Linked DNA regions of Homo sapiens: region 2 is linked to region 1. A link is a loop called in an ENCODE intact Hi-C map of the cell type or tissue named here. Cell type or tissue: GM12878. All regions are shown on one strand. Links, peaks and the distances in the headings refer to the core of each region. The heading gives the core; the rest is flanking DNA.

What was found. Hi-C counts contacts between places; a loop is a spot of excess contacts. Peaks named below come from ENCODE experiments on the same cell type or tissue, not always from the same donor. Only the 100,000 strongest peaks of a DNase experiment are listed, where the experiment ranks them.
Region 2: a loop joins it to region 1, with 6 times the contacts of the local background. A loop is called at or near these places in 1 of 110 quality-filtered maps.

What each region holds. Positions count from the first base shown.
Region 1 is chr9:105,494,354-105,506,330 of GRCh38, forward strand. The region is part of intron 7 of FSD1L (fibronectin type III and SPRY domain containing 1 like); the gene reads left to right. Among named protein-coding and RNA genes, the nearest start is that of FSD1L, 52 kb to the left of the region's middle. RefSeq lists enhancers at 6,184-6,303, 6,314-6,363. In GM12878, for the core only: no CTCF peak of the experiment used is centred there; DNase peaks (open chromatin) are centred at 6,288 and 9,718; H3K4me3 peaks cover 3,069 bases; H3K27ac peaks cover 4,430 bases.
Region 2 is chr9:104,769,050-104,781,026 of GRCh38, forward strand. It overlaps NIPSNAP3B (nipsnap homolog 3B), which reads left to right. Exons shown (of 6, transcript NM_018376.4): 4 at 1,800-1,949; 5 at 3,773-3,859; 6 at 3,948-8,715. The coding sequence ends at 4,024. It overlaps ABCA1 (ATP binding cassette subfamily A member 1), which reads right to left. Exons shown (of 50, transcript NM_005502.4): 50 at 11,957-11,977. Among named protein-coding and RNA genes, the nearest start is that of NIPSNAP3B, 11 kb to the left of the region's middle. RefSeq lists an enhancer at 6,195-6,444. In GM12878, for the core only: no CTCF peak of the experiment used is centred there; a DNase peak (open chromatin) is centred at 6,462; H3K4me3 peaks cover 1,707 bases; H3K27ac peaks cover 3,577 bases.

The DNA of each region.
Region 1 (11,977 bases), core at 1,890-9,889:
GCTCCTTTAAGCACTTCTCTGTATTGGTTATTCTAGTTATACATTCGTCTAAATTTTTTTCAAAGTTTTCAACTTCTTTGCCTTTGGTTTGAATTTCCTCCTGTAGCTTGGAGTAGTTTGATCGTCTGAGGCCTTCTTCTCTCAACTCGTCAAAGTCATTCTCCATTCAGCTTTGCTCCATTTCTGGTGAGGAGCTGCGTTCCTTTGGAGGAGGAGAGGCGCTCTGGTTTTTAGAGTTTCCAGTTTTTCTGTTCTGTTTTTTCCCCATCTTTGTGGTTTTATCTACTTTTGGTCTTTGATGATGGTGATGTACAGATGGGTTTTTGGCGTGGATGTCCTTTCTGCTTGTTAGTTTTCCTTCTAACAGACAGGACCTCAGCTGCAGGTCTTTTGAAGTTTGCTAGAGGTGCACTCCAGACCCTGTTTGCCTGGGTACCAGCAGCGGTGGCTGCAGAACAGTGGATTTTCGTGAACCGCAAATGCTGCTGTCTTATCGTTCCCCTGGAAGTTTTGTCTCAGAGGAGTACCCGGCCGTGTGAGGTGTCAGTCTGCCCCTATGGAGGGGGTGCCTCCCAGTTAGGCTGCTCGGGGGTCAGGGGTCACGGACCCACTTGAGGAGGCTGTCTGCCTGTTCTCAGATCTCCAGCTGCATGCTGGGAGAGCCACTGCTCTCTTCAAAGCTGTCAGGGACATTGAAGTCTGCAGAGGTTACTGCTGTCTTTTTGTTCGTCTGTGCCCTGCCCCCAGAGGTGGAGCCTACAGAGGCAGGCAGGCCTCCTTGAGCTGTGGTGGGCTCCACCCAGTTTGAGCTTCCCGGCTGCTTTGTTGACCTAAGCAAGCCTGGGCAATGGCGGGTGCCCCTCCCCTAGCCTCGCTGCCACCTTGCAGTTTGATCTCAGACTGCTGTGCTAGCAATCAGCGAGACTCCGTGGGTGTAGGACCCTCGGAGCCAGGTGCGGGATATAATCTCCTGGTGCGCTGTTTTTAAAGCCCGTCGGAAAAGTGCAGTATTGGGGTGGGAATGACCTGATTTTCCAGGTGCCGTCTGTCACCCCTTTCTTTGACTAGGATAGGGAACTCCCTGACCCCTTGCTCTTCCCGAGTGAGGCAATGCCTCGCCCTGCTTCGGCTCGTGCAGGGTGCGCTGCACCCACTGTCCTGCGCCCACTGTCTGGCACTCCCTAGTGAGATGAACCCGGTACCTCAGATGGAAATGCAGAAATCACCTGTCTTCTGCGTAGCTCACGCTGGGAGCTGTAGACCGGAGCTGTTCCTATTCGGCCATCTTGGCTCCAGCTCGGGTTGTTTCTTTTCTTATTGTTGAATATTAAGAGTTCTTTGGGCCGGGCGCGGTGGCTCACGCCTGTAACCCCAGCATTTTGGGAGCCCGAGGCGGGCAGATCACAAGGTCAGGAGATCGAGACCATCCTGGCTAACATGGTGAAACCTCCTCTGTACTAAAAATACAAAAATTAGCTGGGCGTAGTGATGGGCGCATGTAGTCCCAGCTCCTCGGGAGGCTGAGGCAGAATGGCATGAACCCGGGAGGCGGAGCTTGCAGTGAGCCGAGATTGCACCACTGCACTGCAGCCTGGCAGCAGAGTGAGACTCCATCTAAAAAAAAAAAAAAAAGAAAAGGAATTCTGTGTAGTCCTTATCAGATGTTTCTTTTGCAAATATTGTCTCCCTGTCTGGCTTTTTTTCCCCTTGACGATGTCTTTTACAGAGCAAGATTTTTAATTCTAATAATGTTTAGCCTATCTTACTGTTTCTTTCATGAAGCTTGCCTTTGGTTCCTTTGATCTATTTGTCTCTTCTTTCACCAGTACCAGGTCTTGATGACTGTAGCTTTTTTTTTTTTTTTTTTTGTGTCGGAATCTCGCTGTGTCGCCCAGGCTGGAGTGCAGTGGCACAATCTCTCTGCTCACTGCAAGCTCCGCCTCCCGTACTATGTCTGAGAGTTGACTAGTTTCAGTCTTCCAACTTTGATCTTCTTTTTCAATACTGTGTTGCCTTTATCTGGATCCTTTGCCTTTCCATATAAACTTTAGAGTCATCTTATTGATATCCACAAAATAGCTTACTGGGATTATGATTGGGATTGCAATCAATCTGTAGGTCAAATTGGGAAGAACTGACATCTTAAGAACATTGAGTATTTCTATCCATAAACATTGGAATGTCTCTACATTGATTTAGTTCTTTGATTTCTTTCATTAGAGTTTTGTAGTTTTCCTCATATAAACATGGAACATATTTTGTTAGATTTGTATCAAAAGATTTCATTTTGGGGGTGCTGATGTAAATGGTATTGTGTTTTAATTTCAAATTTCACTTGTTCATTTCTGGTATACAGGAAAGTGGTAGGCCTTGTATCCTGCAGCCTTGCTGCAATCACTTACTAGTTTCAGGAGTTTTTTGTTGATTCTTTTGGATTTTCTACCTAGATGATCATGTTGTTTGTTAACAAAGACAGTTTTATTTCTTTCTTCCCAACCTGAATACCTTGTATTGTCGTACTGCATTACCTAGGACTTCCAGTACTATGTTGGAAGCAGTAGAAAGAGGGGGATCCTTGCCTTGTTCCTGAACTTAGTGGAAACATTTTGAGTTTCTCTCCATTAAGTATGGTGTTAGCTGTAATTTTTTTTGTAGCTATTTCTTAACAAGTTGAGTTGAGGAAGTTCCTTTCTGTTCCTATTTCACTGAGAGTTTTTATTTTGAATGAGTGTTGGAATTTGTGAAATGCATTTTTTGGCATCTATTTTTATGATTGTGAGATTTTTCTTTTTAAGCCTGTTGATGTGATGGGTTACATTGATTTTTCAAATGTCGAACCAGCCTGCATACTTGGAATAAATACCAGTTGGTCAAGGGTATAATTCTTTTTGTTAATTGTTGGATTTGATTTGCTATATTTTGTTGAGGATTTTTCACATCTAATTTATGAGACATACTGGTTTGTAGTTTTCTTTTGGAGTAATATCTTTGTCAGTTTTGGTATTAGGGTAATGCTGGCCTCATAGAAAGAGTTAGGAAGTATTCTCTCTATTTTTCTCTTCTGCAAGAGATTGTAGAGAGTTAGTGTACTTTTGTCCTGAAAAGTATGGTAGAATTCACCAGTGAACACTTTTGTGCCTGGTGCTTTCTGTTTTGGAAAGTTATTAGTATCGATTCAATTTTTAAAATAGATAGAGGCCTATTCAGATTGTCTGTTTTCCTTGTGGGTTTTGGCAGATTGTGTCTGTCATAGAATTGGTCCTTTTGGGTTATCAAATTTGTGGACATAGAGTTATTCACAGAATTCCTTGATTAGCTTTTTAATGTCCATGGGATCTTTGTTGATGCCCCCTCTTTCATTTTTGATACTAGTTATTTGATACTAGTTATTTATTGATTCCATTGATCTGTCAAAGAACCAGGTTTTGCTTTCAGGATTTTTTTCCATTGATTTCCCTCTTTTCAGTTTCATTGATTTCTGTTCTTGTTTTTTGTTTGTTTGTTTTTAGAGATAGAGTCTTGCTCAGTTGCCCAGTCTGGAATGTAGTTATATAATCATAGCTCACTGCAGCCTTGAACTCCTGGGCTCAAGGGATCTTCCTGCCACAGCCTTCTCAGTAGTTAGGACTACAGGCATGTGCTACCATGCCCAGCTAATTTAAATCTTTTTTTGTAGAGATGGGGTCTTACTGTGTTGCCTAGACTGGTCTCAAACCCCTGGCCTCAAGTGATCTTCCCACCTCAGCCTTCTAAAGCACTGGGACTACAGGTGTGACTACCACACCCAACCTGATTTTTGTTCTAATTTTCATTATTTCTTTTCTGCTTGCTTTGGCTTTATTATTATTATTATTATTATTATTATTATTATTGTTTTTAGTTTACCAAGGCGAAAGCTTAAATTACTTGTTTTAGATCTTCTTTTCTAATATAATCATTTGTCAGTGGTGGGGATACATTCTAAGAAATGTGATGTTTGGCAATTTTGTCATTGTGCAAACATCATAGAGTGTATTTACACAAACCAAGATGGTATAGTCTCCTACACATCTAGGCTATATTATATAGCAGATTGTTCCTAGGCTACAAACCTGTACAGCATGTTACTGTACTGAATACTGTAAGCAGTTGTAACACAATGATAATAATTTGTGTATCTAAACATATCTAAACTTAGAAAAAAATACAGTCAAAATATGGTATTGTAATTTTATGGGACCACTTTTGTATATGTGGTCTGTCATTGACCAAAATGTTGTTATATGGCTTATGGCTCATGACCATATGTGCATTCAGTGTTATAATTTCCCTCTAAGCACTATTTTCGTTGCATTCAACAAATTTTGATAAGTTGTGTTTTCATTTTCATTTAGTTCAAAATATTTTAAAATTTCTCTTGAGATTTATTCTTTGACTATGTGTTGTTTAGAAGTGTGGTTTTTATATTTTTAGTAGAGATGGGGTTTCGCCATGTTGGCCAAGCTGGTCTTGAACTCCTCATCTCAAGTGATCCGCCCCCCTCCCAAAGTGCAAAGATTACAGGCATGAGCCACCGCGCCCATGCTAGAAGTGGGTTGTTTAATCTCAAAGTATTTTGGGACTTTGCAGCTATATATCTTTTTCTGTTAAGTGATTTCTAATTTAATCATTGCATGATTTCTATGCTTTTGAATTTGTTAATGTGTGTTTTACAGCCCAGAATGTAGTCTTTGTCTTGGCAAATGTTCTATAGGAGCTTGAGAAGGATGTATATTCTGCCATTGTTGGTTGAAGTAGTCTGTAGATATCAATTACATGCAGTTGATTGATGGAGTTGTTGAGTTCAACCATGTACTTAGTGATTTTCTGCCTCTCTCCCATCACTTGTATCATTGTTGTCATTTATTTCACTTATGCAGCAGTATGTGTAAGCACAGATACACCACACACATTCAAATAAATAGTTGCCCTTATTGTTTTGAATTAACTGTTACTGGTTAGATCAGTCAAGAATAAGAAAAATAAGTTTTTATTTTACCTTCACTTATCCTTCTCCATTGCTCTTTGTTTCTTTGTCTTTAAAGAACTTTTTAAAAACATTTCTTCATAGCATGTCTATTGGCAACAGATTTCCTCAATTTTTATTTGTCTGAGAGAGTTTTTATTTCTCCTTCACTACTGAAGGATAATTTCAAGGTATACAGAATTGCTCCTCTATAGGTAAGGTCCCCTCCTCCGCCCCCACCTGGCTTCTTTCAAGTGTTTTCCTTGTCTTTGATTTTCTGTGGTCTGAATATATGCCTAGATACAGTTTTTGTTTATGTGTGTATGGCAGGGAGCATTTATTTTGGTTGATGTTCCCTGAGCATCCTAGATCTGTAGTTTGGTGTCTGATATTAGTTTGGGATTTTCTCAGTCATTATTGTTTCAAATATATCTTCTGTTCCTTTCTGTCTTCTTCTTCTGTAATTTCCATTATACATATTTACTCCTTTCGTACTTCCACAGTAAATTTTGGATATTCTGTTCTGTGGGGTTTCTTCCAATCTTTTTTGTCTTTGCTGTTTCATCTTGCAGGTTTCTATTGAGAGATCTTCAAACTCAAAAGATTCTTTCCAGTCAGCTATTAAGTCCATTAAATTATTCTTAATTTATGGTACAGTGCTTTTTATCTTTAGCCTTTCTTTGCGGTTTTTTCTTAGAATTTCTAGCGCTCCACTTGTATTGCCCATCTGTTCTTTTATGCTGTCTACTTTCTCCATTTTATGCTCTCTGCTTTCTCCATGAGAGCCCTCAGAATATTATAGCTGTTTTTAATTATTGGTCTGATAATTCCAGCATTTCTGCCATATCTGAGTCTTGTAATTTTTTCTTGATGACCAGACATGTATTGGGTTAAAGAAACTGATGTAAACTGGCCTTTATTAATGTGGTAGTAAGGTGTGTGGGAGGGGCAGCATTCTGTAGCACCATAATTAGGTCTCAGTCTTTTGGTGAGCCTGTGCCTCTGGACCGTGAACTTTGCAAGGGACTTCTCAGTTTTCCCCACTCCTTATTCCTGGATTTTTCGGTGGAACAGGATGGCTGGAGTGGGCTGGGGTTGGTCTGGGTATTTCCCTTTGCCCACATGGAGTAGCTCATTGGAGTTGGATATTTCCCTTTCCCCAGGTCACTTAGTCTCTGTTAAAACCCCAACAGATTAGACTATGATTAAATAGTTTCTCTTAAGGGAACAGAAACTCTGATGTATTTCAAAATACTTCCTTTTCTCCTCCCCCTGCTGTGGAAGCATAAGGGGATTTTTCTCTGTTAGTTATTCATGGTGAGAACCTGGTAAGCTCCTGGAGGTAAAACTCACAAATGTGTGGGGACACTCCTATGACTGGGTCTCCTTGGAGCTGGACTCTCAGACATTCTGCTGTATTCCTTAAGTAAGTACAATTTCAATTAAAATTTAAATAAAAATTTTGCCAAGGGATTATAATCTCAAGCATTTGAGATAGTTTATTTCCCTTTCATTTCCAAATGGAGTAGTTTTATGGAGAAAACTCAGCTTAATAATATCAGAAAGGCTTTTCTAATAGCCACAACTGACTAACTATGACAAGATCAATTTTAGGAAATAGTAACTCTTCCCATCACTAAAATAATTCGGTAAGAAGCTTGACAATAACTTGAAGCCAGTGTTGTAAAGGGAATCCATTCATCAGAAGATATTGACCAGTGCTTCTCAAACTTTAAAGTGCATGCAAATCAACTGCAGATTCTGATTCAAGAGTCTTAGTGTTGGACTTGAAGTAACTTAGGCTTATTTTTGCACACATTCAAGGTGAGAAGCACTGCCTTATTTATAAAAGCTCAGCAATATAACACAATAAAATTGTTTTATGCGGGATTTTTTTTTTTGCTATCATAGGATCCCTCCAGAGTATGGTAGTTATATGATAGTTATAGCAGTCTATGATAGTATATGAGTCCTCTTCTTTTCTATTTGAAATTTTTGAAGTTTTTTTCAGATTGTGTCCTCTTGCTCTGGCTTTCATGAATTCTTTAAGGTGACACTGTTGCTTATTTCTAAAGTTCCCATCGTTTACAGTTTTTTATTGTTTGAGACAGGGTATTTCTCTATCACCCAGGCTGGAGTGCAGTGGCATCATCATAGTTCACTGTAGCCTCTAACTCCTGGCTCAAGCGGTCTTTCTGCATCAGCCTCCTGAGTTGCTAGGACTACAGGTGCATGCCACCACACCCAGCTAATTTTTAATTTTTTTTTTTTTTTTTGCAGAGATAGAGATCTCACTGTGTTGCTCAGGCTGGTCTCAAACTCCTGGCCTCAAGCCATCCTCTAGCCATAGTCTCCCAAAGTGCTGGGATTATAGGTGTGAACCACTGCACCCAGCCATCATTTCCGCGTTTACATCTGTGTTCTTCTTATTGGTCATACTTAGGTCCAAAAAAGTTAGTTTACCAAACACAGACTGTACTTTCCAGGTTATTAAATTATCAATAAGGCAAATTCAGAACTTTTCAGAGATTCTGCCTTTAGGTTCCTTTAGTTTTCCAGGTCAGTTAGGTTCCTATCATTCATCCCTTTGTGTTAGTTTTGTAGATCACTCATTTCCACCTGGCCAGATAGTTTAACTTTCATGTATATTTTTTTCTTTTTATCATTATTCAGATATCTTTCTGCATGTTACTGCTCTTCGATTTTATATATTTTTATATACTAACATATATGGCCTTAGCTTAGAGTGCCTTTCTTTAAGAATAGTAAAGGCTGTTGTCTCTAAGTCAAACTGCTTATGTTTAAATCCTGTTTCTTCTTTAATTGTCTAGCTGTGCAATCTTGAGCAAGTTACTTTGACATCTTTGAGCCCCTAATAAAGATAATGATAATATAAAGTTTATGGTATTGTAATGGTAAGGATTAATATGGAAAGCACTCAATAAATGATAGCTATTGTTGTTACTACCATTATTCGTTTTTACTTTTCTATTTAACTTAGGAAGAAAACTTTGATTGTTGCCTTTGAAATTGTATATTTTACTTTGTATTTATCTTAGGTTCACTTTTTTACTCATACTTGGAGAATTTACGTGTTGATTTATAGCAGTTGAGGCTTTAACTGTTTTCTATCCCCTTCTCAGTTTTCTCATGTGAATGACTGATACCAATGATAACATTTTTCCCCCATAATGTTTTCTGTTGTAAGTAGAACTTTTCTCCCCTAAAATCCAGTGTATACATCTTCATTTTCTTTATCTAGGTTTCCCATCACTTCTGCATTCTGACAGAGAGTGCACATACACATAGATATTACTACTACTTTGATAAAAAAAAATGATTTAAAACGCCGTCTTCTCAACCTTACTTCTTCCCTTCTTTTGGGCTTTCAACAATGGCTTAACAGACCAAGACCATGCTTATTGTACAGTCAAATAGATTGCATGAACAGTTAGGATTTCCCTTTTTGGTAAAATGAGGTATGATTAAAAAAAAAAAGAAACCTTTTTCTGGAGGAGTTTCGTCCAGAAGGAAAACTGTAATAAGATTTTTTTTTTTTTTTTTTGAGACAAGGTCTTGCTGTGTTGCCCAGGCTGGAGTACAGTGGCACAACCACTGCAGCCTCAACCTCCTGGGCTTAAGCAACCCTCCTGCCTCAGCCTCCTGAGTAGCTGGGACCACACAGGCATGCACCGCCATACCCAACTAAATTTTTCTGATTTTTTTGTCAAAGTGAGATGGGGTCTCACTTTGTTGCCCAGGGTGGTCTCAAACTCCTGGGCTCAAGTGATCCTCCTGCCTCAGCTTCTTAAAGTACTAGGATTACAGGCATGAGCCACTATGCCCAGCAGAAAAATGTAGTAGGTTTTAAAAATTCATGAAGGATGCATTTAAATCTCTAATTTTTAATATTCTGTAGCATAAAAATTTTCTATAAGATGGAATCAAATTAACTTATAAAATGAAGAAATATCTATTAATTCCATAAATGCCACTATAATGTATCCTATAGTACATTATATGTAGTAATATTAGTTATGGACATACCTGAGTCTTAACAGTGGAAGTGACGATGATCAATGACAATTACAAAGTCATTATCTACTCTTAGCCATTTCTTATGCATTGAAATTTTGACTTTATATCCTTTCTCCTTTCTGGAGCTAAGAAAATAAGTCTGGCAATGCTGATGCCACTTACCTTTTACATTCAGGTGCAGAGAAAACATTTAGCAAATTCTTCAACTAATTTCTACACTATTGCTAGTTCATCACTGTTGCTTTATGGAAGTATGTAGGTAGATGTGTGGATTGCTTTCCTTCCAAAGACTTCTGCCTTGCCTAAGTAATATTTATATGTTATAAGTACACTATCTTTCATCTTCCCCTGAATTTGTATGCCGTATTTGATGAATTGTTTTCTTACTTCTATATAGAATCTAGAGTGAACTTCCCACGTTAGCTCCAAGTCAACCTAAATTTGACATACCACTCTTAAATTATCTAAATATCTTTGTCCCTCCCACGTGTCACCACTTTCTTATTTTTTTTCTTTTTAACCTCAGTTTCCATTTTGTCACTTGACTTTCTTTTGGGGACCATTATTCACAAGAAAGAAGAATCTGCCTGCCAGTGCAGTCTTACTAGAATGGCAGCTGAATTGAGATGTAGATAGCAGGGTGCTAACTAGTCCTACTCACCAATTAAGTGACTTTTTTTATACCAACCTCTCAGGACTTTCAGTTGCAGATTTATGACTCAGCAAAATTTTCACATTGCTACAGGCCATAGGCCTTTACATTTCCTTACATGTAGGCATAGCAGAGCATATTAAATTCATGAATGCCTATAGTCTCTTTATTCTCTTGGCAGTGAATAGTCTACAATTCTTATGTTTCAGTAGTAGACACTACCAAATATGTATTATAAGGACAGAAATCCTACAAGACAGATGAAGGAAACTCATGGTTATGACAAATAATAAATGCTTTTTTGGTTGTCAGTTGTCTTACTAATAAGTTATATCCAATTCTAAGTATTTATTGTACAATTACACATGTAGAATTTAACTTTGGGAAGACTCTAGTTAGTGGAAATGGATCATCCTTTCTAAGTCAAATTTTTCCATCTTGGTGTTATTTTACTGGGTTTATTATTTGTTAGCTCTCATGTTGCTTTGCATCTTAACTTTAATATGTAATTCTTTTGTTGTTGTGGTTTTGAAAAAAATTAGCAAGAGTCATCTCTCAGTATTTGTGGGGGACTGGTTCTAGCACCTTCGTTGAATTACCAAAATCCACAGATGCTCAAGTCCCTAAAAAATGGTTATTTGCATGTAACCTATGCACATCCTCCCATATACTTTAAGTCATCTCTAGATTACTTATAATACCTAATACAATGTAACCACTATGTCAATAGTTGTTATACTGTAGTTTTAAACTTTTTTATTGTTGTATTGTTATTTTTATTTTTTCCGAATATTTTTTGATCCAAGGCTGATTGAATCCGTGGATACAGAGGGCCAACTTTGCTTTGTTTTTTAGAACAGGGTTATATTTGTGGAGAATTGAGCATGATAATACAGAAAGTTACCATAAACCCACTACCTCCTCCATATACAATTTCCCCTGTTATTACTATTCTGCATTAGTGGGGTACATTTGATATAACTGATGAATCAACAGTGATACATTATTAGCTAAAGTTCATATTTTATATTAGCATTTACTCTTTGTGTTAAACAGTTCTGTGGGTTCTGATAAATGTATAGTGTCTTATATCTACCATTATATTACCATATAGAATAATTTCACTGCCCTAAAGTTCCTTTCTGTTCCGCTTATTCATCTCTTATATCCTGCAACCCTTCTGTGATCACTTGTTAGTTCCAGGAATTTTATTCTTTGTTGTTTTTTTGTTGTTGTTGTTTTGTTCTTTTTGAGACGGAGTCTCGCTCTGTTGCCCAGGCTGGAGTGTAGTGGCACGATCTCGGCTCACTGCAATCTCTGCCTCCTGGGTTCAAGCAATTCTTCTGCCTCAGCCTCATGAGTAGCTGGGATTACTGGCGCATGCCACCACACCTGGCTAATTTTTGTGTTTTTAGTAGAGACGGGGTTTCACTATGTTGGTCAGGCTGGTCTCGAACTCCTGACCTCGTGATCTGCCTGCCTTGGCCTCCCAAAGTGCTGGGATTACAGGTGTGAGCCACTGCGCCTGGCCTGTTTTTTGAATTTTCTACATAGGCAGTAATGTCATCCACAAAGAGTTTTATTTTTTACTTTATAATTGGTATTTTTCTTGTTTCATTGATATCATTATATAATTTTTCTGCAATTGATGTGATAGAATACATTAATTGATTTCAAATGTTTAACTAGCCTTGCATACCAGGAATAAATCTTTTGAATTCTTTTCTTTAGCAGTAAAATGTTTAAATCTGGTAGCTGCTGGACTGCATAGTTTCACCCAGTTCAGACAAGTCCGTATCACTGGAGGAACATGTTCTACATTTGTTATGTCAGTGGATCATGTGTTAATGTTAAAAAGCTATGAAATATGTCTTTCATGGAAAAGAAATTAATGTTCATACATTTTAAATGTGGCTCATTTACTTCAGTTTATTTTAATGAACTGTAGAACTCTTGGGAGAAACATTTAAAAATCCTTAAGTATTTTGCAGGGTTGGGAAACAAGATTTTAAAATACATTCAAGAGGGAAAATACACTCTTGAATTATTTCAGTCATTATATTCAAAGCAATTTATTCTATTTGTTAATATTGATTTAATTTATATTCTACAGCTATTTGAAATATCAATTAAAAATATAATGTGTTCAGAAGTAGCAAGTTATTCTCGATTCCTTATCCTTAGTGTGTGTACTTTGAAAATAGTTATTTTACATTTATGGGCTTTCCTTTTGCTTAATCTGATCTACTTTTGAACAGTTTAAAAGCATAATGAAAAAGCAGTTTGAATGATATAAATGTGAT
Region 2 (11,977 bases), core at 2,979-10,978, 720 kb before region 1:
TTTAATGAGTAAAATACTAAAGACCTAAAGTTATAAAGAGTAAAGTTCTATAGGAAAAAAATATATAATTCTTTGTTTTATATAATAATATATGATGAGTCTGGAGATAAAAATGAATTAGAGACTGGGCGCGGTGGCTCACGCCTATAATCTCAGCACTTTGGAAGGCCGAGGCGGGCGAATCACTTGAGGTCAAGAATTCAAGATCCGCCTGGTCAACGTAGTGAAGCCCCATCTCTACCAAAAATACAAAAATTAGCTGGGTGTGGTGGTGCATGCCTGTAGTCCCAGCTACTAGGGAGGCTGAGGCAGGGGAATGGCGTGAACCCAGAAGGCGGAGCTTCCAGTGAGCCGAGATCTCGCCACTGCACTCCAGCCTGGGCGACAGAGCGAGACTCCGTCTCAAAAAAAAAAAAAAAAAAGAGAATTAGAGTTCTAGAGCTCTTTGCTTATCCTTAAAACATTGAGCTTATCCTTAAACATTGCTTATCCTTAAAACAAAAAATGAAGTATTTTTCCATATTGAAATCTAACGGATGCCTAACAAAAGTTGACATGGTCAATACAGGTGAAAAAGTGGGGCTTGGGAGCTAGGAAAACAGGTGTAGGTAGATGAGTCGTAGTTCATGAAATTTTGTCACAGTTTTAAAATGTATAAACTTTTAAATATAAAAGTATTTTTTCCACAAAGTCAGCTAATCTTAAATCATTAAGTACATCTTTGCTTGTAAACTGACTGTTTTGGGGGAATGAATTAACTTACACTGCTAAGCTACATTATTGTAGTTTAACTTTTGTGTCTTCCTCTTTCTTGTTTCTCAGTTTGAAAAGATTTGTCTTCTTCCTGATTTCACTTCTTGCTCACTAAAGGAAATAATTACCTCTATCTAATTTTAAACAGAGGTCAGATTCGAAAAGCATAAACTAATTTAAATTTCATTTTATGTCTCCCATAAACTCAACTTTGTATTTTATTTTAGATTATAAGAGATTTGAAAAGTCTTGTTTGGATTCTAATGTACTTAAAACTCCCCTTAACTTTCAGCACTAAGTAAAACAGTTGACTTCTCAGTGTCAAGTCTTATTAATAGTTCCCTTCCTCTATGTTGTTCATAATTCTTTAGTAACTTTGTATTTCTTTCCTTTTTCTTGTCCAATCTACCTTGTCCTCTAGTTTCTTTCTCTCCACCCATCTTATACTTCTGGCCAGAAGGTAGAATGGTTTTTAAGCATTTACCTGGATATTTAGGAAGAATAAAACCATCTCCTTGAGGGTTTTCTTTTTTTCCTTAAAGGCTCAGACATGACTTTGGGTCAACTAGAAATAGAATCCTACCGGAGAAAATTATACAAAGGAAAAAGTTATTTCCTCTCAAAATTGAAAAGGAGAAGGAAATGTAGGATATCAGAAAGTACTTCTCTTATGCATTTCTTTTTTAAAAAGTGTAGACAGGCAGCTTGAAAATTCTGCTTCATTATACATTCTCAGTATCTGTTTTCCTGACAAATTTTATAGATTAAAAATATTTCAGAGTGTAGTTTATATATAGCTTCCAGTCCTTTTTCTTTATTTTCTTTATGATTAATTTTAACAACTGACCCTTAAACATGGACAAAGACTTTCTAAACATAAAAGCAAAGAAAAATAATGCAGAGAATCAATAAATGTGACTGCATATGTATGTATACATGGATTATCCTCTAACTTCATTGGTTAGCCTTCTAATGAAATCAGGAAAACCTGGTTAGAAATTGTTTGAATGTCTTCTGTGAAATAATTATTTTTCTCCCTATTCTAGGAGTCTATGAACTAGCTGTTTTTCAGATGAAACCTGGTGGGCCAGCTCTGTGGGGTGATGCATTTGAAAGAGCAATTAATGCCCATGTCAATTTAGGCTACACAAAAGTAGTTGGTGTTTTCCACACAGAATATGGAGAACTCAACAGAGGTACAGTTGTCCATTTGTTCTATGAAGTTGCCATGTGTATTAGATCAGTTCGTCTCTCTTTTTCATTTTGGTACCTGTTTTAATTTTTATCTCCAAATTTTTAGAGTTTGTTGTTTATAGGATTGAAAAAATCTATAAGCATCTTATTTTACATCTTATTTTTTTAGAATGTTAATACTTTATGGAGCCTTTTTCAAATGCTGAACTGGTGTTTGTTTTTTAACTTTTATTTTAGGTTCACGGGGTACATGTGAAGATTTGTTACTTAGGTAAACCCATGTCATGGGGGTTTGTTGTACAGATTATTTAATCACTCAGGTATTAAGCCCAGTACCCAATTGTTATCTTTTCTAATCCTCTCCCTCCTCCCATCTTCCATTCTCAAGTAGACCCCAGTGTCTGTTGTTTCCTTCTTTGTGTTCATAAATTCTCATCATTTAGCTCCCGTTTATAAGTGAGAACATGTGGTATCTGGTTTTCTTTTCCTCTGTTGGTTTGCTGAGGATAATAGCCTCTAGCTACATCCATGTTCCCACAAAAGTTATAATCTGGTTCTTTTTTATGGCTGCATGGTATTCCATGGTGTGTATGTACCACATTTTCTTTATCCAATCTGTTGTTGGTGGGCATATAGGTTTTCATGAAAAGATTCCAAGTTTTTGCTATTGTGAATAGTGCTGCAGTGAACATTCACGTGCACATGTCTTTATGGTAAAATGATTTATATTTCTCTGGGTATATATCCAGTAATGGGATTGTTGGGTCGAATGGCAGTTCTGCTTTTAGCTCTTTGAGGAATCACCATACTGCTTTCCATAATGGTTGAACTAATTTACACTCCCACCAACAGGGTGTAAGTGTTCCCTTTTTTTCACAACCTCACCAGCATCTGTTATTTTTTGACTTTTTAGTAACAGGCATTCTGACTGGTGTGAGATGGTATCTAATTGTGGTTTATATTTGCATTCTCTAATGATCAGTGATATTGAGCATTTTCTCATAAGTTTGTTGGTCTCATATATGTCTTCTTTAGAAAAGTGACTATTCATGCCCTTTACCTACTTTTTAATGGGATTCTTTTTTTCTCTTATAAACTTGTTTAAGTTCCTTATAGAGGCTGGATATTAGGCCTTTGTCAGATGCGTAGTTTGCAAAAATTTTCTCCCATTCTGGAGGTTGTCTGTTTACTCTGTTGACAGTTTTTTTTTTGTTTTTTTTTTTGCTGTGCAGAAGCTCTTAAGTGTAATTAGATACCATTTGTCAATTTTTGTTTTTATCATGATTGTTTTTGGTGTCTTTGTCATTCAAAATTAATATCATTGACATAGAAAATTCTCACATTGTTGCAGCATTTTAAAAAATCTGTTACTAAGTATAATATACACTAAGACCCTAATTTGGTTTACTAATTTTTTTTAAAGGAAACACACCATATGTTGATAAAGGTTTATCTAGGCAGTTAAGATTATACTAACTTTTATTTTTTCTTTGTATCACCTAAATTTTCTACAGTAAACAATTTTTTATAATCTGCTTTTTTTAAAAAATAAAACATAGTAGGAAGTCATTAAACTCGGGTCTAGTCTTAATTGTGCCTTAAGCTGTGTTTCTTTGCATTCTCTCTTCAGCCTTATGTTTCCAGTTTAACTTATAAATTTATCTTCCAAATTTCTGATCCCTCTGAAATCTTATAACTAACATATTTAGTTTTACCTTTTGATTTTGATTTAAAGAATAAGACAACATTTCTGATTCACTTTTTCAATATTTCTTATTTGCTATTGCCATATATTTCAGAAACTACTTGTGGTTTATTTCTGCAGTTCATGTTCTTTGGTGGAATGAGAGTGCAGATAGTCGTGCAGCTGGGAGACATAAGTCCCATGAGGATCCCAGAGTTGTGGCGGCTGGTAAGCTGTTTCACTAAGCACGAATTATTTTTAGAACAAATGTGATTCAACCAATAACTGTATGCCTTCTTATGAAATGTTTTTCCAGTTCGGGAAAGTGTCAACTACCTAGTTTCTCAGCAGAATATGCTTCTGATTCCTGCATCATTTTCACCATTGAAATAGTTTTCTACTGAAATACAAAACATTTCATTAACTGCTCTAAGATGTGTCTGCTAATGGTGCTTAAATTCTCCCAAGAGGTTCTCGCTTTTATTTGAAGGAGGTGGTAAGTTAATTAGTTAATTTGCTGTGCTTCTTGCATTTTTGAAAGTTACATATTCTCCACTGCTTTAAGAAATAATTCAGTTCACTTTCACCTTGGCATTTCAGTATCTGTTACACATTAGAAGTAGTTGTCACTATTTCATCATCTTGGTTTTTCATTTGTTTTAGAATACCTCTTCTGTATTTTGATAACTCATTGCTTTATAGCATTTTCTTTTACTCAAATAAGGATTTTACATTTCCTTGCCTGACAGTATTTTTGAATTATTTATATAAAATATCTATCTTTTCATCATGTCTATAGTTCCTGAGATTTTAAAAAAATTTGCTTAGTAAAGGTTATTTTGTGATATAAAATGGGATTTATAAAAATATTAGATTGTTTATTTCTTTACTGTGGAAAAGTACAATGTCATCTGTATTAATTATTGCTTTTACATTCATTGATTATTAGTCATTCTAACTTGGAAAATAATGCAATTGGGTCACAGTGTTAAAAATCTAGAAAAGACTTGTTGGTTTATATGCTGAAATTGTTCATTTATAATTAATTTTACTAATTTCTACTTAGTTTGGATCACTAACAGAGATCTTGGGACATTTATTTGTTTTAAAGAAATATTTATGGTTATGGAAACGCTTGCCCTAATAAAAATCCTGCATATTCATTGTTTTTTTAAATTCACATTTTATACTTATATGATCTCTAAAGCTCTTGCTATGTTGCTATAAGACAGTAATATAGTGATAATTTACCAACTTTATTGAAAATGTTGTTACATCAATAAAATAGCATGCTGGGAACCTGAGAAGGAAGGTTTCTTTAGTACTGCCACAGATGTCCTGGAGTTTTCCTTGAAACATCTTTCATTTCCATTTTACTTGATGCCTCTACCTACTAAAACTAGATTTGGTACTTCCGATAGTGTATATTTACAGCTATATTATATTTACATTTTTACAGACTATCTTCTGATAATCTGTATTTACAGCTATGTTATTTTATATTTTTAAAATCTTACAGCTATAAAATAGTAAATTGTGAATTAGCTGTCCAAGGGCAATTTGGAAAACAAACTGTACAGTTTCCTCTCATTTATCAGGCTCTAAGCGATCTGCAGTTTATCTGGGCTATTATGCAATGTGAGATATTATTTATGAGAGGCAGGCAGTGGCAGCTTAAACAGACATACCTCCTCAGCATTCTTTTCCATGCAGAGTTCAAAGAGGCCTAAGACATCTCACATTTATGTGAAATAGTTGAGGCACAAGTATGTGGTTAACTACACATAAATTACCAATAAAATTAAAAGTTAACTAAAATACTACAGAAGACATTTAATATTTTGCTTCAGACTGTTATAGTACCTTAGGGTTATGAACATCAATTACCTTTGAGCCTTACTATATTTAAAGGGAAGGGGAAGCTGACATTTTTATCTTTTTTAATGGGTACACTCTACGTTACCTTAAAGGCTTCCCCGGTTTAAGCAAAAATAGAATTATGTGGTTTAAATCATATACCTTATTCTTCATACTTAGCTCCAAGTAGATTATGACTTTTCCTAAAACTTAACATGACAGAGATTTGCCTTCCAGGGGGTCTAATTTGAAGAGGAAAGTAATTTAAATGTATAGGTTTATATAATAGCATTGTATTTTTCTCTATTTTATTCATTCTTTCATTCTCTTCGATGACTCCCAGCACCTGCGCGTCCATCTTCATTCTTAGCCAATGACCTTTCCTTTTACTTAACAGAGAAAATAACAATCAGAAGAGTCTTCATAAGTTCCCACCCCGTCTGCCCGCTTTCTACAGCCAACCCCACATGCCCTGCCTTCTCTCCTTTCACTGTGGATGAACCGCCCGTGCCCCAAGCAAAGACAAACCCTCCACTTGAACACTCACTTGCTGAAGGATGTGGCTTAGGCAGTTTTCCTGTCTCCTGAAGCCACAGTATTCCCCTTCAACTGGATTCTTCTCCTCAGCATATAAATATACTTTTTTTTCCTATCTTTAAAAAAAAAAAAGAGTAAAATCACCCCATTTTTTTCCTTTACAATATGACTCAAAAGAGTAGTTCATACTTCCTGCCTCCATTTTCTTCCCTCACATTATCTCTTAAACATTCTCTGATCACGCCAGCCAAATTGCTCTTGTCAACTCATTTCCCAGTTCTCATTTCACTTGACTTGTTAGCAGTTGACCTCTCCTTTCTTCTGGGAAGTTTCTTCGTTTCTCCGAAACACTCACTGCACAAGCCTTCATATCTCCTAGTCTCCATCTTGTCTCTTTGACCTCTGATGTAAGGACTGAGTCCTTGGACCACTTCTCTTTTCTATTTATACTTACTCCCTGCGTCATCACCCCCAGTCTTGTGGCTTCAAATGCTATCTGTGTGTGGATAGCTCCTCCAGTCCACACCTCTTTTCTGAATCTTTTTTCAAATTCACACATGTGAATTTGAATTCCAGGCTCATCACATCCAGGTGTGTTCCCCACACCTCCACCTGAATGTCTATTAGAAATCTCACACCCCTCTTGTCCAAAACTGAGCTCTTGATCTTTAACCAGAAACTTTATCTCAGCTATTGGCAACTCCAGGTTTCTGTTTTGCTCAGGCCACAGACTTCAGAGTCATTCTCACACTGCCTTTTCTCTCATACACCATTATGTACCTGTCAGCAGGTCCCAAATATCTAGAATTTGATTGCTTCACATCCCTATAGCAACTCTCCTGGTTCAAGCCCATCATCATCTGGATTTTTGGGAAGTGGTCTTAACTGGTGTGCTGCCCTTCCCCTCTGCTCTCAACCCTATTTTCAACATAGCAGTCAGAATAATCTAAAATATAAACCAGATCATATCACTCCTCTGCTCAACACCCCCTCCCAATACCTTCATGTCATCCTCAGAGTTATTGTCCAAGCCTCTAACTGTGGTCTACAAGTCTTTACATGATCTGTCCTGTTACATTTTCCACTCTCGCTCCAGACCTGACCTAAGAGGCTTTTCTCTGAACTTGCTAAACATGCTCTTACCTGAGGGTCCATTCCCACTGCCTCTGCCTGGAATGCTCTTCCCCAGACATGCATCTGCGTGGATCATTTCCATGCCTCCTCAGGTCTTTGCCCTCATGAAGCCTTCCCTGACAACCCTATTTAAGATTGTAATCCCCTCCCACAGTGGCCCCTATCTGCTAGAGACTGAATGTTTTTGTCCCCCCAAAATTCCTATGTTGAAGCCTTAATCTCAACATAGGAGGTTTGGCCTTTGTGAGTTAGTTTTAGATGAGGTCATGTGGGTAATAGAATTAGTGCATTTATAAGGGCGTGAAGAGCCCTCACTGTGAGGAAACCAGAATGTAAGCCTTCACCAGAACTTCTTCATGCTGGCACCCTGGTCTTAGACTTCCCAGCCACTAGATCTGTGAGAAAGAAATGTTTGTTGTTTAAGCCACCCTGTCTATGGTACTCTTGTTACAGCAACCTGAACTAAGACACTATCCCTCTCCCCTGCTTTCTTTTTCTGTTATCACCATAATTAATGTTTTACTTATATATGATTTGTTAATGTATGTCTCTTCCCACTAGAAACCGAATTCTATGACAGCAAGGGTTTTTGTTTTCATTATTGTCATATTACCTGTGCCTGGCATGTGATAAGCCCTAAGTACTTGTTGACTGAATTAACATATGAGATCTGTGAGTCTGAAAAAAGAAGTACATCATTCCTTCACATGTCATTTTGAGCCACTGTTAACAGATTACATAACTGTTATTGGAAGTGCCTCACTACTCCATTTGGAAAGTATTCCTGGAATACACGATGAATGACTCAGTAGAAGTTCTGGCTATGGGGGAGTGCCATCAATAAATAAAAATAATACCATTGTCTGTTGGTTATAAGTTGCTGTCACAGACTATGAAGGTATTTGAATTGTATTTTCAGGAAGAGAAACAGATATGCAACCAATCTGATTTGGTTCCACACCCTGCCACAGAAGTCCCAAAGGAGAAGCAAATGCCACTTGTAGACTCAAACTCTGGACTTCATTCTCAGCACCATCTCTTAACCTACTGAGTAAATCCTATGAACCTGACTAGGGTGGCAACTGAAGTTGTAGTACTTTCTGTCTTCAAAGGAGGGTGAACCTGGAGTATGTTGGAAGAAGTGTTAGGTTCATTAGAGACACCTCTTTCATAACTGCTGTCACCTAGAATGTCTATTCTCTAAGCACCTTCTTGAAAGAAGCACATTCCCCCAGGAGGAGGAAATGGTTTGTTTTCTTTAGTGACAGTTGGCCCAGGATCCTAAGGTAAAGGAGTATGGGCACTAGACAAAATGAGTTTTATAATAGTCGATTGGAAGGAATGGAAGTTTTTGAATCACAGGCTTCTGCCTTGAAAGGGCAAGTCCGTGGTGGTCATGAACCACCCAGAGTGTGTACAAGGCTCCTGCCAGAAGAAATGCCTGTAGGATTAAAAGCAAAACAGCAGAATCAAAAAGGAAGGGCACGATGATGCCCAGGTGCAGCCTATATTATTAACAGACAAGGAAAGAATCCAAATAAAAGTTCTGTAAACCAGCTGTTGTCCTGTTTTCTGTTTCCCTTCAAAGCAAAAATATAGATTTGCATATATTTGCAGTCTCCCCTTCCTTGCCTCTCAGTCTTCCCTGAAAATCTATTCCAGTTAGGTCTGCATCCTTGTCATGCTGAAATGACTCTTAGGAAGGTCACCAAGGACCTCTGTCTTAACAAATTCAATAGCCATTCCTGCCTTTACTCATTTACATTCCTTACTCATCTTCTCAGCAATGTTGGACATAATTGACAACTTCTGCCTTCCTGAAACAATAATTCTCTGAGCTTCAACATATGGCATTATACTCTTCAGATTTTACTCTCTCTCACTGGCCAGTCCCTCTCAATTTCCCTGGCTAGCTTCTCTTCTAAATGTTATAGGATCTCAGGCTCAAGAATGTTCCCTATCTTCATTCTCTCTAGGTAATCTCATTCAGTCCCGAGGCTTAAATATATACGTACCAATAACTTGCACACTTTTTTTTTTAGATGGAGTTTCGCTCTTGTTGCCCAGGCTGGAGTGCAATGGTGCGATCTCAGCTCACTGAAACCTCCGCCTCCCAGGTGCAAGCGATTCTCTTGTCTCAGCCTCCCAAGTAGCTTGGATTACAGGCATGCACCACCATGCCCAGCTAATTTTTTTGTATTTATTAGAGATGGGGTTTCACCATGTTAGGCTGGTCGCAAACGCCTGACCTCAAGTGATCCACCCGTCTCGGCCTCCCAAAGTGCTGTGATTATAGGCGTGCACCACCACGCCCAGCCAACTTGCACACATTTATCTTATTTTCCATCATTGCCCCTGAGCTTCAGACTGAAATACCCACTGCATTTTTAACACAACCATCTACCTAGTTCAGGTCACAAACTAGAAGTCACCTTGCTAGCTCTCTTTCCCTCAGCCCTTACATGCAGTCTGTCAGCAAGTCCTGCTGGATCTATCTCCAAAGTGGATACTGAACATTACCATAGCTCCCTATCTGTTGCTACCATCTTAGTTCAATCCACCATTATCTATTAGTCTTCCTACTGTCCTTTCTTCCCATAGTAGCCAGTGTTCTTTCTGAAACAGTAGGTCACACCACTACTGTTTAAAACTCTCCAGTGGCTCCTTGTTGCACTAACAATAAAATCCAAATACCTTAAAAAGGCTGGCGAGATCCTGTGAGATGTGGTCCCTGCTATCTCTCCAGTTCCACCCCCTGCCACTCTTGTCCTTGCTAACTCAGTACAAGAGACATTAGTACAGATAGCTCTTTTACCACCTCAGCTTGCCAAGCTTTTTCCCACTGGGGCTTTTGCAACACTTATTCTTTCTTCCGGGAATATCCTTCGCACCCACCTTGAAAGGCTGCTCCTGCTCTTTTTATTCGATTCTGAGCATGTCACTCCTCAGAAAAGGCCATCTCTGACTTCTCTCCATTGTTATCCAATTACCATGTCTTATTTTCTTCTTAGCACCCATTGCTGTCAAAATACATTAGATGTGTTTGTCCACACATCATCTTTCACCACTGAAATATAAATTCATTAGAGCAGGAATTCTATTTTCTTCTACATTGTACCCCCTAGTACCTAGAGAAGTATCTGGCATACAGTAAAGTTCAATAAATATTTGTTAAATTAATGTATATTGATGCTGATGTGATTTTACAAGGTCAATTTTAACTGATACCTAACTTCAACAAAAAGAACCCTCTGCCACTTGACTGAACCTGTACCTTTGGACGAGTTTCTTATCCACTGAGCTGTAATTTACTCATATGTAAAATGGTACTTTTTACCTCATAGGGCAGGTGTTGAGAATTAAATGAAGTGCATGACAACACAGTAAACACTTGAAAACTGAAGCTAAGTGGGTTTTTTTTTTTTTTTTACTTAATGTAAACATTACCATTACAAAGTGCCAAGTTTTTTGAATCTGGAAAAGTTCTTTTGGGCTTTTCTACAGATAGAAGAATGTTTTAGTCAAGGCTCATGGGTAGGGCCAGGCAAGGTGGCTCATGCCTGTAATCCCAGCACTTTGGGAGCCCAAGGCAGAAGGATCACCTTAGGTCAGGAGTTTGAGACCAGCCTGGCCAACGTATAGTGAAACCCCATCTCTACTAAAAATACAAAAATTAGCTGGTTGTGGTGGCGCATGCCTGTAGTACCAGCTACTTGGGAAGCTGAGGAGAATCGCTTGAACCCGGGAGGCGGAGGTTGCAGTGAGCCAAGATCATGCCGCTGCACTCCAGCCTGGACGACAGAGCGAGATTCTGTTTCTCAAAAACAAAAACAAAAAGCAAAAACAAAACCTCATGGGTAACATATTTTCATCTAAATTACCTGCCTTTTTATTTTTCAATAAAGTTTTTTCCTCTCCCTCGTCATTGTTCACGAAGAAACAGTGTTCTATGATTTCATTAAAGTCACTATAACATGAACTTCAAGATAGGAGGATGAAGTTGTGATGCTGATGCTCAGGGGGCATCTTGGCTCACTTGAAGCCAAGATTTTTCTGCACACAAAGTTCAGATCTGTGCCACAGGAAAAGGACTGCTCACGACACTGTCACAGCCATTCCTGAGGTCACAAATAGAGACAGCCTCTTGTACTTCCTCAAAAGGACTGTTTGACAGGGATTCTTCAAGTAGCAAAATAAGCAGACATCTCTTTCTGAAACTGATTCTTAATGAGCTATGAAAAATACATTTACATTTATCAGCACTGCTCATATGTTGTCTGCACAGCACTTATTACAGGAAAAAAGGAAGGAATCACCGATATTAGTATCATTTCTGTTTCCATATCTACTTCGCCTTCCTGCTCACCATTGCCACCACCCCCAGCACCTTCCCAGTATAACTGCTACATTGTGTCCTTATATTTTTGGTTGAATAAACAAAAGGACACTGAAGGCTGCCTTTGTAGCTTCCCCTATACCAAGTGAACATTTATTAAATAAGCTCAGCTACAGAGCATTTTCAGAAATCTCAGTGCAGCTTCATAATCATTAAGCAGAATATTTATCTAAAAACCTCTAACACTTAATACCAGTTACTCAGTATCTTAACCAACATGAAAATACAAAACAACCTTTTATTTTCAAGTAGTCCCCTCAGTTCTCTTTTATGATTAAGGGAACATTTGAATCTTTTCTAAAGTTTTTCCTTTTGATCCAAATCACTTCCCCTCTACTTTTCTAATGGCTTTATAACCCTTCAACAGTAGGTGGTGCCACAAATGCACAAAAGTAAATTTCTGTAGACCAACAGAACTGTCA